Regions from separate parts of the Homo sapiens genome. Here region 1 is linked to region 2. Evidence: read pairs that join two places in POLR2A ChIA-PET (ENCODE). Cell type or tissue: GM12878. All regions are shown on one strand. Each heading gives the region's core, and the rest is flanking DNA. Links, peaks and the distances in the headings are about the cores only.

Region 1 (5,598 bases), core at 1,378-5,377, 390 kb after region 2:
GTGCCCTCCTACAGCCACCCCGTGGGCAGTAGCAGGACACCAGTCTCCTCCTGGCAACCCTGGGCCTAAGAGACTGTAGCCCCAGATGACCCTAGGGTGGCCCAGGACTAACCTAAGGAAGGGGTCCTCCCCCAGGTGGCCCATTCAGTGCAGAGGTCCCTTGGGCACACGACTTCAGACTCCAGCTGCCAAACTTTGGCCTGTGGAGTATCTCCTCCTCCCTGGTCTTAGTGTAAGGGAAGTGGGCATGACAACTGCCCTCCTGTCCCACAGCTTGGGATGGGATGAGGTCACAGGGTGGGGTCCGCCCCAAGATGCTGGCCTGGCCTGGCTCAGATGAGAGCCCTTTGGGTGTTTCTCAGTTTCCCCCGCCCTTGGTTGGGGACAGGATGGGTGGAGGAGCAGGCCACCCCCAACGCCCGGCAGGGAGCACTGCCTCCCTTCCCCCTCTCCTCTGGGTCCCTTCATCCAAGGGCTGGAAATAGAATCCGCTAAGTAATGATTAAAGTCAAATTCAGACCTAAAAATAAAGAGCTGGTGAAGGAAGAGCTGGTGCTCCCTGCATGGCTGAGGGGAGAAGTGAGCAGGGAGAGGCTGGCTTTGGGTGGCTGAGCCCCTGCTCCTCGGGATCAGAAGTACTCCACCAGTTGGGGGGGTGCTCTTTTATCTGCCATGATGTGGCCCATTAAGTGTAGACGGCACCACTCAGGGCAGACTGGCAGGACCCATTAGAAAAAAAATCCCATTTTTCCCATGGGGAAACTGAGGCCCAGAAAGGAGAAGTGGTTTGTCAAGCGACTATTTGAGAGCTCCCCTCAGCAGGCCCCCAGGGACTGGAGGGCCCTGTGCAGCCCAGCCTGCCCTTTCTGCCTGCTCAGTTTCTCTTCCTGGTTTTGAGGTGCTAAGATGAAGTCAGCTTCTCATCACACACTAGCTGTGCACACACCCTCCAACCGCAGCTTCCCTCCACCCCTCCTTCTGTGGTCTGGGCCCAGAGTCGAAGGAACAAGTAGAAGAGAGGCTGCTTGGTGCCCCCCTGGCTGTCCTGATCATGGCATGGTTGTAAGCCTCGTGGGCAGGCGAAAACCTGGGCATCATCTGCCCCCCTTGGACCCTGGCTGCTGCTTCTCAGCCCAGCCTGACACCTGGTCCTCATGCAGACTCGCGCATCTATCTATCTGCAGCTTGTGCTGTCCGTGCTGCAGGGAGACAGGAGGGAAGGATGAAGAGCAAACCCTGAGAGCGCCTCTGCTGGCGGGTAGAGGAGACGAGGAGTCAGTGAGGGGAGGCCTGTGGTTCTCACTTCCTGGCAGAGCTGGTAGGAGCTCTGAAGCTGGGGCTCTGCGTGGGCTGGGGCAGCCTGGAGGGCCTCCTGGAGGGGAAGGTCCTGTGAAAGTTGAGAAGTGTTTGAAGAAGAAGCGTGGTAGGAGGAGAGGTCCTTGTTTGAAGCTTCTGCCCTCTCTAGGGCTGCTGGCTCTTTTCTGTGTGTCCCTCGACAGGCTCTTGGCCTCTCTGAGAGGCTGGGGTATGCAGACAAGCAAGAAGTGGGCACAGAAGTACCTCTGCTTCCCAGAGCAGAACAGCCAAGCTCTGGGCAGACCTCCCCTCGGTGCCCCCCACCTGTCCATTTTCAGGGTGTCGTCTGTCCTGCACAAGGAAAGGTGGGAAGAAAGGTCCCCTAACCAAGGTTCAGACAACTCTGAGCTCAAGTACCCACACAGCTAGTTCCTCCTCTGTCAGAGATCACCAGTCCTTGCCCTATGGGGTGTTTGAAGGATTAAGTAACTAATGCAGTGCCCCAAACCCGGTTGGGTCAGTCAGCTGTAATTCCCGTGTTCTCATTCTGCAGCCCATCCTGCTGGAGGAGTGTACTGGTAACACCCCCATCTCCCTTAAGTAGTAGCAAGTCTGTCCTTTGTGTTGATCCCCACAGCTTTACCTTCTGAGCTGTGTGTTCTGCAGATCCTGGTTCTGAAGTGGGGAGACCAGAAATCTGGGGGCCGAAGTTTTAGACAGCTTATGGGCCTCCAGCCGTCAGTCTCCCCACCTAGAATGTGGCCAGGAGACTTCCGGGTGAGGGACAAGAACATGACTTTGAAGGGTCCATTGAAGGCTAGTGCTGAGAGGCTATATGCAAATGCAGGCAAATGAAGATGCAAAGACCACATCCTGTGCTAAGGGGGTGGGGGAGCAGAGGCCTGGGTTAGGGCCCTGGGGAGGCCCAGAGTCCCCATTGCCCAGCGCACATAGGTAATTAGGCTCCTGAGCGGTAATTAGAAACCTTTCTGGGCCAGGAATGGCAGCCTCAAGCCGCAGCGGTGCCTGGGGAGTAGGCTCCCCATTAGCCTGCTCTAACCCCAGCCCCCACCTCTCCCAAACCACTAGACGGGATTTCCGGTCCCACTGAACCATTGGGGGCAGGGGAAAAAAAGCCAGTGTGTTGCTATAATTTGGTATTTATCCATTAAATCCGCCCTTCTCCTTAGGTCAGGGTGCTGACGGGAGCCCCGGGATGGGGGTAGGGCAGCGTGCCCTGGAGCCAGAGCAGGCATTCTTCTGTTCCTTCGTAACCGCCCCGGGAGGTGTAGGCATCTCCAAGACCCTGGCGCCCAATTCTGCTGCTGCTCACCCTGAGACACCTGTGCAGTGGGGGTGCTGAGGGACCACCAGCGCAGGCTGCGGGGGTCAGTGGAAGCCCTCGGGCACCCTTCCTTGCCTGATGTGTGGTGGGGAATGTCACAGTGCCTCAGCCTGGTGTCCTCTGCAGAACCAGAGGTGGAGCTGATTTTATTGCTGCCAAACTTGCCCAACTGCTGGTGGGTGCCCCGCCCTCCTCAGGTGCACTGCCCTTTGGAGGGGCGGGCCCAAATCTGAAACTTAATTCTGCCTGTATCTGTACTATGACCTGTAGGCCCTGCTCGGAGGTTCCCTGGGCCCCCATCCTGAACCTTCTTCAGTCTTCATTAACTCGCTCTGTACCACAGTTTGCAGTCTTAATCCTGGTTTACTTCAAGGCGCCCCTCTCTCAGTCACTTTCCCCTAAAATCCTTCTAGCTCCTGCTCCCCTCACCCATCTTCCTGGAAGCCTTCCCGGGTGGCCCCTGTCTCACAATCTATTGAGGCACTGAACATACCAGGCCATGGCTGACCATCCAGTAACCAGGAGGACAGGAGCCGGGTCTGCATTTTGTGGTGGTTCCCAGCATCCAGCCCTGGCTTGTGCACAGAGGAGAGGTGTGTGAGTGGTGACCTTGGGTCCCCAAAGGCAGGACCTCTTGAGTCCTTTCCTTCTCCACCCGGATATCCTGGCCTACCAAGCATGGCTCTGGGCACACAGGAAGGCTTCTAAAACACTGGCTCAAAGAATGAGAAGGCAAGGTGGACCTTGCTGTTGCCTGTTTTGCCTCCAGTGGCTGTCCCCATCCCCCAGAGCATCCAGCTAGGTCCTGTGGCAGCACCAGAATCTCCGGGGGCCAGGGCCCTGAGTTCCCCCAGGTCTTTTGTGCACTTCCCTTTTCAGTGGGTATTTTTAGCTGGGCGTAAACAGTTACTGAAGGCTCCCACGCCCCATTAGGCAGCAGAGTTTTGGCAAGGGGGAAGGGCAAGGGAGCCCCTTGACCTCCCCTGGCCCTCAGCACGTGCCTGGCCTTGGGGGTCTACAGCTGCTTCCAGGGTAGGAAAAGGGCAGCCTGGGAGTTTCTGGGCTCCCAGTTCTTTCTCCCCACTCCTTGTCAGCCTGGGCTCACAAGAAAGGCTGCCTGAGGCTGCAGCCACTGACCTCAGCGCTTGGGCACAATGCCAGCCTGTTCCCGGGACCCCAGCACAAGGGCTGCTGGGAGCCGGGTTTAGGGCAGGAAGTCAGAGTGAAGCACTGGTCCTGCCACATCCCAAGCCCCTTGTCCCCTAGCCCTGCGGGAATGGGGTGACAGCTGCTGTCCCTTTGGGGTTAACTATAGTCCTATTGGTTATGAGACCTCGGTGTGGTACAGCCAGCCTGGCGTCCCCTTTTTTTCATTCGTTCATTCATTCATTCATTCAGCACTCATTTACTGAGCAGCCGCTTTGGGCCCAGCCCATGCAGACGTGAGTCAGACCCTCACTTTCCCCCTGCAGAGCTCCCAGTCCACCCTAAACCACAGGCCACAACCAGTGAGGTTCTCACTGGAGCACGGGGATGTGTGAGAGGCCTTGGAGGCCTCGGCAGCCAACACAGCTGGGGACCCAAGGAATTCTCCAGAGAGAGGTGATTTACAAAAAGTTTCTTATTTCCAGTTTTAAGGGGGAAGGTAATAGATGCATGTGGCTTTAAAAAAATAATAATAATTTTTTTAAAAGCCCAAAAGGACAAAATAGCAAATGAACAGTAAAAAGTAAGTTTCTCTTGAACTTGATCTCACTTTCCCTTCTCATCCTAGAGGCAACCTCTGTTACCAGTTTCCTCTGTCTTTCCAAAGATAATCGAGGCATATTTGAGTTTAGGGAGGTGTTGCATTAATACCTCTTTAAAAACACAACTTGTAGTATTCCATAGAGAACCTGCACCTGGCTTTTTTTTTCACAGCCTTTTATTTTGAGTATTTGAAACCTACCAAAAAGTTGAAGTAATAGTATAATGAATATTCATATATCCTTCATGCAGATTTGCCAGTTCTTAACATTTTGCCACATTTACTCTATCTCTTCTTTTATCTACATAGACATATGTGTGTATGTATTTTTTGCTGATTTGAGTGTTAGTTGTAGGCATTGCATCTTTCACCCTAAGAACTTTAGCGTGTATCTCTTATATAATCACAATGTCATGATCACACTTAAGAAAATTGACATTAATTCCATATTATCTACTATGTCCATTTCCCCTCTCCCCAAGTGATTTTTATAGCTGTCCCCCCGACCACCCCTTGATATAGAATTCAATTCAAGATCATTTATTGAATCTTGTCATGTTTCTCTAGTGTCCTGTTCAATCTAGAACATTCTCCAGCCCTTTTTTTGTTTTGCTCTTTTATGACATTGACATGAAGAGTCCGGGCCAGTTGTTCTGGATTTGTCTGATTGCTTCTCCCTGGTTGGAGTCAGGTGGAACAGCTCTGGCAGGAACGCCCCCCCGGGCAATGCAGAGTCCTCCTCCAGGAGGCACTTAGTGTCCATGCGTCACCTTGCTGGTGATGCTTCACTGGATCACTTGGTTCCGGGGTTGTCCGCACGTCTCCCTGTAGTGCAGGTGCTCCTTCCTGTTTCCAATTAGCCTGTGGGATGGGACTTGGAAGCTGTGTCTGTTCTGCTCCCCTGGCAACTTTTTCTTCAATGACTTGAGCTGGTGTTTTGCCATTTTCCATACTCTATCATGGGGAGTGTTCAGTATCGGCATCTAGAGATCTCCCCTGGCCCCATCACAGCTAGAGCTATGCTGTCCCCTTTCAGGGACATCTTGTAATTTATCCACCCAGCCCCCAACTGATGGACATAAAGGCTGTCTCCCCATCATCTCCTGCTACTACAGACAGCACTGCAGGGACTGTCCTGCTGTGTTTTTTTAAGGCATGGGTACTCCAGAAGCAGTTGCTCAGCTGCACCCCCAAGGTTGAGTGGAAGTCC
Region 2 (8,295 bases), core at 3,196-7,195:
CAACAACAGCCACCCCAGGGACAGGTTTGGAAAGCCAAACTTGTCTGACTGGCTGGGTGGCTTGTCTATTTGTGTGTTTCTTAAAACAGCATCCTACAGGAGAACTATTCTTTGCTCAGGGAAACCCCCACCCCCTCACTCCACTCCTACCTCGAGACAAGGCCTCTGAGGAGCAGATGGGAGGAGAGGGGCTCTGGGGAAACATAGGGGGCATTGCAGTGGGGTGCTGCCCTCTCCTTGGGCAGGTGCCCCCATGATGAGCAGACTCAAGGTCCAGCTACAGTCCCAGCTCTGGTACAGGTCCTGTCCCTTTCCTCAGTTTCCCCATCTGCAGTCTGCCTCCCGGGGTCTTTCTGAGGTCAGTATGTAGCATGACAGAGCCTGAGAACTGCCAAACTGCCATGTTCTCTCAGAGACCCCTTTTTGGCATGCATTCCAGATGTGGGACCAGAGGTTGGGAAGTTCTTCCTTTGGTCTGACCACAGTATTCCACTTGGAGACAGCAGTGGGAAGAGGCCTTCCACTGAGTCACCCTGACTCAACTTTCATCAGCTTCAGGCCCCCCGTGGGGGTCCTTCCCCCACCGGATGCTCACTTTGCTGTAATGGGGCAGGATGTGGGTTCCCTGCTGTGGGAGAGCAGCCCCCACAGCAGCTGCTCCCTAAGATGGTTCTGGCAGGAACCAATGAGAGGAGAAAGCTGATCCTCAACCCCTGCAGGGGCCCTGCAGCCCAAGCAGAGGGCCTCTCAGCCCACCTCGGTCCCAAGTAGGACAGATTGACAGGTGACCTCCCTGTCTCAGAGCCTCAGGGTGTCTTGGAACAAGTGATCCCATCATCTTCCTCTGAGGTCCAAGACTCGGGTGCTAATGGACTCTGTGTAGGGAACCCTGGTCACTGGGGCAGACTCTGTCCCAGACCTGATCTTTGCCATTTTGCCAGAGTGGCCCACCTGACTGCTTCTCTCTGCTGTGTGTATCACTTGTATTAACCGCGAACCCAGCAAAGAGAGCAGGAGCTTGGGCCGGGCACAGTGGCTCACACATGTAATCCCAGCATTCTGGGAGGCTGAAGCAGGTGGATGACTTGAGGTCAGGAGTTTGAGACAAGCCTGGTCAACATGGTGAAACCCCGTATCTACTAAAAATTAAAAAAAAAAAAAAATTAACCAGGCGTGGTGTAATCCCAGCTACTCAAGAGGCTGAGGCAAGAGAATCACTCGAACTCGGGAGGCAGAGGTTGCAGTGAGTCAAGATCGTGCCACCGCACTCCAGCCTAGGCAACAGAACAAGATCCTATCTCAAAAAAAAAAAAAAAAAGTAAAAGTAGAACCCCTGTTTCTTGAGGACAAAGATTAGATGCATCTTTTTGTTGTGAAATTTTGGTAAACTACTTACTCTTTCTCAGCCTCAGTTCTTTGAACTATGAAATGGAGACAATAGTAATAGTATCAACCTCAAAGGGCTGGTGAGAAAACTAACCAAGACAATTCACACAAAGTTTCAGAACAGTCCCGGGCAGGTGCGTGACTTACGCATTTGGCTTTTGTTCACCACTATTACTACTTGCTTATTGAAGCTGAGCCAGGTGGCTGAGCAATGTCCCTTTCTGGCAAGGAGGGTGGAGGCAAGTGTCACATTTCAGAAAGATCCCTGGGCTCCTGTTGAATCTGTCCCCACACCAAAACATGCCCGTGGGGGCTCTAGCTCCTGCCCCAGCAGCGAAAGGGGCTCCTCCTTCTCTGGTGCCCAGTCCTAGCTCACCTGCTCTTCACAAGCCTCCTCCCAGCACAGCCTGCACCACACAGGTGCTCAGTAAGGGGGTTGCTCTGAACAGGGAGCAGGCCCACATGCTGAGAGTGGTGGAGGCGTGCAGGCTCTGATGACCACCTGAACCCAGACTCCAGGGCAGGACAGGTCCTTACAGACCGTAAGGGCTTCCTGCCTACCCTCTTCCCATGCAGTTACCTCAACCCTGGGACACCAGGAAGGTTGAGCATTCCAGGAAAGCCCCGACCCACCCAGGAAACCCAAGTACCTGGTGGGGCCTCATCTGGCCCATTGTCCTGAAAGGACAGGAATAAAGGCTCTCTCCTCATGGCCACACACCCTAGGGACGTCCAGCCTCCAGCTTTCTGTGGGTGGGGCAAATGACTGAGGAGGCTTCCCTCCCTGCAGGCGCCTCCCTCTGGGGCCTCCTGTGGTCCAGTCGTCCCTGGTCCCCAGCTCTCAGGTGGGTCATAGGGCATCTCAGCAGGACCACCAGGAAGAGCATCAGGAGGGGAAGGAGCCAGAGAGCCCTCCAGGCCAGTGCACTGCTAACTCAACATCTCATCTTCCTATCTCGTCCCTTCTGCTCACCTCCGGAGACTCCCCCTCCCCTCTCATGCTCTTCACTGGCAGGTTATGATGGCCCAGAGATCCCCACCAGAGTCCCAGATATCAGTGGGGATCCCAGCCTATTCCTCCAAGCTCCCAGTTGCCAGTGACAGGGAGGCAGAAACAGCCTGGAAATTAACTGTGGGTTCTCCCTGAGCCTGTGGATACATGGAAAGAGAGCTTCACCACCACCCCCTTCTCTGAATATACATACAGGATCTGAGGAGGGAGGATTCTGTGTGGATGCATGTGTGCACAGATGTGCATGTTTGTACGTGTGTATGGGTGAGCAGGTCATACGTGTGGTCCCATGTGCCCACCTGTTGTATATATGCATGCTTGTTTTGTGTAAGTGAGCATAAGAGGTCAAGCCAGAGAGAGAAATAGGAACAAGGAGAGACAGAGAGAGAGAGAATAGAAACAGAGACCAACAGGGAAACAGAATGAGACTGAGACAGAGAACAACAGAAGGCCAGACAGGTAGACAAGCCACAGTTCCATCTTCCCTGGTGCTGGCTGCCAAGGCAGACAACTCTCCTCTCACTTCATTGATGTTCTGCCTGTGTTTATACCCATGATTGGGGTGGAGTTCAGGAAAGGATGTATCAGGGCTAGGACGCCCCCACCTCCACACTCACAGGGCCAGTCAGGGCCCTCTGCAGGGGCTGCCATTTCCTCAAGCTGAGGAATGGGCTTGGATCCCTCGGATGCCTTCCAGGGTGCAGGGGCGCTCCCAGTGACTGGGCTCTTGTGGTGGCTGGGGAGGGGGAGCTCCTCTGACAGGCCCCATGCTGGGGGAAACGTCCTGAGACTGACCTATCACGGGCTGACATGCACACCAAGGAGGTCTCACATCTGCTGGGAAATGAGGGGCTGGTGGAGGTGAGAAAACCTCAAGTTCTAATGCCTTCCCAACACCTTCACCTCACCTGAGAAGCTTCTAGATTCCACCCACCCCTGTTTCCTTGGGGGAGGGTGTTGTGTGGAGGTGGGAAGAGGCAGGAGTCCAGGTTCTAGGCCAGGCTCTGAAGGGGCAGGTAGCTCAGAGCAAGAGGCTGGCCTTGCACCTGCTCTGCCTAATGGGACAGTAATGCCCACGATGGCATTCCGCCTCTGAGGGCTGTGGTGAGGCTGTGGAGAGATGTCAGGGACAAGAAAAGGCCTTGGAAACCAGCTGTGGGAAGAACAGCCCATGAGCTCAGCATTTCCCCTGGCTTCCCCGAAAGCCGGCCCCCAGGAGAGGAAGGTGACTGTGACTTCTGCCGCCACCACTTCCTGCAGCTGGGACCCTGCTCACTCAGAATGTGGAACCGTCATGGGCCAGCAGTGTCACCTGCACACTCACTCCTGCCACCAGGAAACCCTTCTGCAGGGCAGGTCCCCAAGCCCCGTATCTCAGGTTCTGACCAGGATGTGTCCTCAGCAGTGGTCGCCCGACATTGATGGGAGGGACGGGTCCCAGCTGGGCATCAGGATATGGAGGGTTTCATTCCAGCTCTGCCACCAAGGTACTGGTTGCCTCGAGGCATTCCCCTTGCTGGACCTCATTGAGGAGACTTCCTGTATTGCTAAGCAGGCAGGAACCCCAGAAGCTCAGAGCCGGAAGGCACCAGGGCTTCCCACAAGATGTGGAGGACCCAAAACAGGGAGACAGGCCCTGGCACCTAAGCGTTCCTTCTGGGCTCTACACAAGGTGTGGGTGGCACCAGAGCTACTGCAGGCTACTTGATCCAAGGGGCAGTCCTGCTCCACCGTGGGCTGGACGAAGACATCATCTACTCCAGGGCATCCACGCGTGGGGTGGGAGCCAACAGACCTGCGGTGCTGCCTTCCAGCTTGGGACTGGCCCCCGTACTCCATCCCGTGCACCCAGCCCTTCCGGCTCACCCCTTCCATGGCATGTTGTGCTCTCTCGCACCCCATGCTTTGCATGTGCTGGTTTCATTACCTGCAACACCTTCACCCCACTTGTGTCTGGCTAGCGTCCCCTCCAGAATGGAGAGTGGACAAAACATGGGGTCTGGAATTCCAGGGGTCAGGGCCCAGGCTGTTAGGAAAGGCAGAGTGTGAAGCAGACCCTCAGCAGGCCTCACAGCAGGGAGTGCTGAGCTCAGGGTTCTCAGGGGCCAGGATGGGACAGACGCCGAGGAGATGGGGGTCGGTAGCTGGGGCAGATTGTGCAGACAGTCTGGATTGTGGAGGAGCTGCCGGGCGCAGGGCCCCACTTGGCGCGGGCGGCTGTGGGGGAGGCTGAAACTGCAGACTATTTTTAGGCTCCTGCTGAATTGAGAGATGAGGATGCTCTGGGCTACAAGCCCTCATTCGCTGGGGAAAGACTAAGGGGGCCCCAGTTCCCCCGATCTGCCCCCAGAGCTCAAAGTCTCCAGAGCTTCCTCTTTTGTCTCTAGGGACCAAGGGCTGGGGTCAGGAAGTGGACTGGAAGTATCCCCAGCACCCTAGATAGGCAAACACCCACAAGAAGTGATTTCCATACCATTTGCACACTGCCCTGCTTCCTGATCAGAAGGAACGGAAACGTTCCCTTTCAGAAGACCCTCAGCGGAGCAGTGCATTCACCAGAGTCCACTTTCACCTGCCCCACTGGGTATCAGGAGAGTCCCAGGAGAGCGACACAAGCTCTAAAGTCAGAAAGCACAAACGGGGGTTGTTAGCACTGTGGTGTAGCATCCGCTAGGCTCGGGGTAGCAAATAAGTTCCATCTGATCAATTGCTGGTGACTCCTAAGGAGAAATGCTGGTGAGGATCCATTCATTCATTCCACAAATAATTTACTGACCACCTACTGTGTGCTAGGTGCTACTCTAGGTGCTATGAAATTTAGCTGTGAACAAAAAAAGACAAAATTCCCTGCCCCCGCAGAGCAGATATTCCGTAACAGTGTTGTCCAACAGAAATACAATATGAGCCACACACATAATTTAAAATGTTCCAGTAGCCACACTAGATAAAAGTTAAAGAAGACCAGGAGCGGTGGCTCACGCCTGTAATCCCAGCATTTTGGGAGGCCAAGGCGGGCAGATCATTTGAGGTCAGGAGTTGGAGACCAGCCTGGCCAACATGGTGAAACCCCGTCTCTACTGAAAATACAAACATTAGCCGGGCGTGGTGGCGGGCGCCTGTAATCTCAGCTACTCGGGAGGCTGAGGTAGGAGAATCGCTTAACCTGGGAGGCGAAGGTTGTGGTGAGCCAAGGTCCTGCCACTGCACTTCATTCTGTGCTACAGAGCAAGACTCCATCTAAAAAACAAAACAACAACAACAAAAAAAGTTAAAGAAATAGGTGGAATTAATTTTTGTATGTTATCTAGCCAAATATATCTTATATCTGAAATATTATCATTTCTTTTTTTCTTTTTTTTTTGAGACAGAGTTTCATTCTTGTTGCCCAGGCTGGAGTAAAATGGAGCAATCTCAGCTCACTGCAACCTTTGCCTCCCAGGTTCAGGCGATTCTCCTGCCTCAGCCTCCCAAATAACTGGGATTACAGGTACACGCCACCATGCCCACCTAATTTTTGTATTTTTAGTAGAGACAGGGTTTCACCATGTTAGCCAGGCTGGTCTCAAACTCCTGACCTCAGGTGATCTACTGACCTCAGCCTCCCAAAGCTCTGGGATTACAGGTGTGAGCCACCACGCCCAACCTCTAATATTATCATTTCAAAGTGTAATCGATGTAAAAATTTAAGGTCATTTTTTTCATATTATGTTTTCAAAATCCAGTGTGTTGTTTATACTTACAGCACATCTCAATTCAGATGAGCCCTATTTCAAGTGCCCAGTAGCCCCCAGAGAATGCAAGTTCTGAAGAAAATCACTCATATGAGCTCAGGAAAGGAATGCCACAATTGATCAGCAATGCCTGCTCCAGGCATAGGCTACAGCTGAATCAAGCTGCAAGCCATGTGTTTCCCCACCATGATATAGGCTCAGCCCCAAAGGACGTGTTCACCTCTACCTAAGCCCTTCTGAGCTCATTTATTTTGCCCAACTTGAAAGAACTGCCAGAGTTCTGGGACCTTGACTTGGTTCGAGTGCAGCGGTTCTGGTGTGAACACCACCCTACAGAAACGCCCCAGCATACTAACAGGGCCAGCGCCTCCCGAGTGTGGTTCTGTGCTCCTTCCCTTGGTGGGGGCTGACTCATGGCCATTGGTGACCCTGAGAATGTGGATTTTGTTTTTGTTTTTCTCCCAAGGTCTCTTCCTCCCAGAGTTAACCAATATTGAGATAAAAGTGTTTCCGAGCCAGATTTAGCCATTTCAGCCCCATTCCACTGGCCCAAGCCTACAGACCTCCTGTCTGGCACTGTAGCCAGGATGGCTGCACTTTCTTTTCCAGTAAGCAGAAGGCTAAAATTGGACCATTTAAGGAGCTAGAAACACCTGGAAATGGTGAGGAGTGGGTCTTTGGTGTAAGAGATGGGGTGTAAGAAAACACGGATCTCAGGCTCCCATTATCCTCACCATTATTATCATTATCATCTACCCCACCCCTGCTCAAAATCCTTCAATTGCTCCCTAGTGTCTGCAGGATAAAGATCTTGCTTTAGTTCCCAGGATCGGGAACTGCTGGAGTCATCCAGTCTCACCTCTAGATACTCTCCCTTCTCTCATCTTATTCATTCATTCAGTAAGAATGTCCTGAGCACCTAATATGTGCCAGGCACTGTTCTAGGTACTAGAGATACAGCTGTGAACAAAACTGCCAAGGATTTCTGGCTTCATGGAGCTCACTTTACTCCAGCGAGCCCATAACACCCCAGGCCCTCTCACACTCCCAGGCCTTTGTAAATGCTGTTCCCTCTCCATTCAGTCACTCTCCTCCTGGGGAACTTCTACACATCCTCTAAGGCCCTACTCAAAGCCTTCCCTGAGCACTCCGCTCAATGGGTTAGGTTCCTCCTCTGAGCTCCCACCTCCCACCTAGGACCGTCACACGTATGGTCACTGTCCAGCCCACAGCCCTTCCCTACCAGGCTTTAAGTGTCTCCAGGGCAGGGGCTGTGCCTTCTCCCCCAGGGACCCCAGAGCTTGCTTCCAGGTGCACCCTCCCAAAGATCAGGAGTGAACAGGCTGAGGCATTAGTGTAGGGGGGATCCAGGATTCCTCTGGAGAATTCCATGTCATTCTGAAATCTTTGCCTGGGAGCATCTTCCTCCTGGCATTCCAGGGGAGGGAATCACAGGAGCAAATGCAGAGCGGTTCCAGCAAAGGAAGGTAGAAGTCTGAGGAGAGATGGGAAGGGTATGATTTGATGTAGCAGAGAGACAAGAGGACAGCAGCCTTCCCTCGGGGAGAGAGGATGACAGGACATGTGGATGGGGGATAAACCGTAATGACTCTACATTCCTAAAGTGGGAGGGAGGCAGAACGAAATCTGCAGTTCCCTGCTGCCTTCCCCAGGAGAGCTGAGCTTTCAGTCTCGTCCCTCTTCCTCCTCCCCAACGAGAATGCACAAGAGAGGGGAGAAGGATGGGCCTGGTTCCTGCCCCTGGCCTGGCTCTGGTCCCTGGCCTGGCCCTCAAGAAGCCAGTGCTGGGACTGTGGATATCGTGTGGTTATGGCTAGAGCAGATCCTCCCACCACCCGGGCCCAGCCTAACCGTCCTGCCCACACACCGCCAGCTAGAGGCCTGCTGTGCTGCTTGTCCATTGGGGAAAACAGGGCAGGAGGCTTGTGCCTGGCTGGCCTCATCCCTGCCAGCTCATTTACATGGAATTTACACGGGCTCATTTCATGCCTTAATGCACACGGCTTCCCTCCCAGCCCAGCCTCTCCTGGTGCCTCCACAGAGACAATGGAGTGGGTTCCATCACTCAAATCCCCTGCCATGGACCCATCAGAGCACCAGGAGCATCTCTGGAAAGAGGGAGGCTGCTGAGGCCCAGAGAGGACA

What was found. Peaks named below come from ENCODE experiments on the same cell type or tissue, not always from the same donor. Only the 100,000 strongest peaks of a DNase experiment are listed, where the experiment ranks them.
Region 1: POLR2A ChIA-PET joins it to region 2 with 5 read pairs; 2 of 35 experiments call an interaction of 5 or more read pairs at or near these places.

The regions. Positions count from the first base shown.
Region 1 is chr15:74,786,704-74,792,301 of GRCh38, forward strand. All of the region lies in intron 1 of CSK (C-terminal Src kinase), which reads left to right. It overlaps MIR4513 (microRNA 4513), which reads right to left and starts at 2,054; the gene lies at 1,969-2,054. RefSeq lists enhancers at 2,335-2,644, 2,675-2,754, 3,265-3,314, 3,335-3,404, 3,575-3,674 and 5 more and a silencer at 1,097-1,274. In GM12878, for the core only: no CTCF peak of the experiment used is centred there; DNase peaks (open chromatin) are centred at 2,188 and 3,497; H3K4me3 peaks cover 4,000 bases; H3K27ac peaks cover 4,000 bases.
Region 2 is chr15:74,399,490-74,407,784 of GRCh38, forward strand. No RefSeq gene overlaps it. Among named protein-coding and RNA genes, the nearest start is that of MIR6881, 7.8 kb to the right of the region's middle. RefSeq lists enhancers at 3,183-3,232, 3,453-3,982, 3,598-4,563, 4,113-4,202, 4,243-4,512 and 7 more and a silencer at 3,478-3,687. In GM12878, for the core only: no CTCF peak of the experiment used is centred there; DNase peaks (open chromatin) are centred at 3,308, 3,582 and 4,842; H3K4me3 peaks cover 1,920 bases; H3K27ac peaks cover 3,132 bases.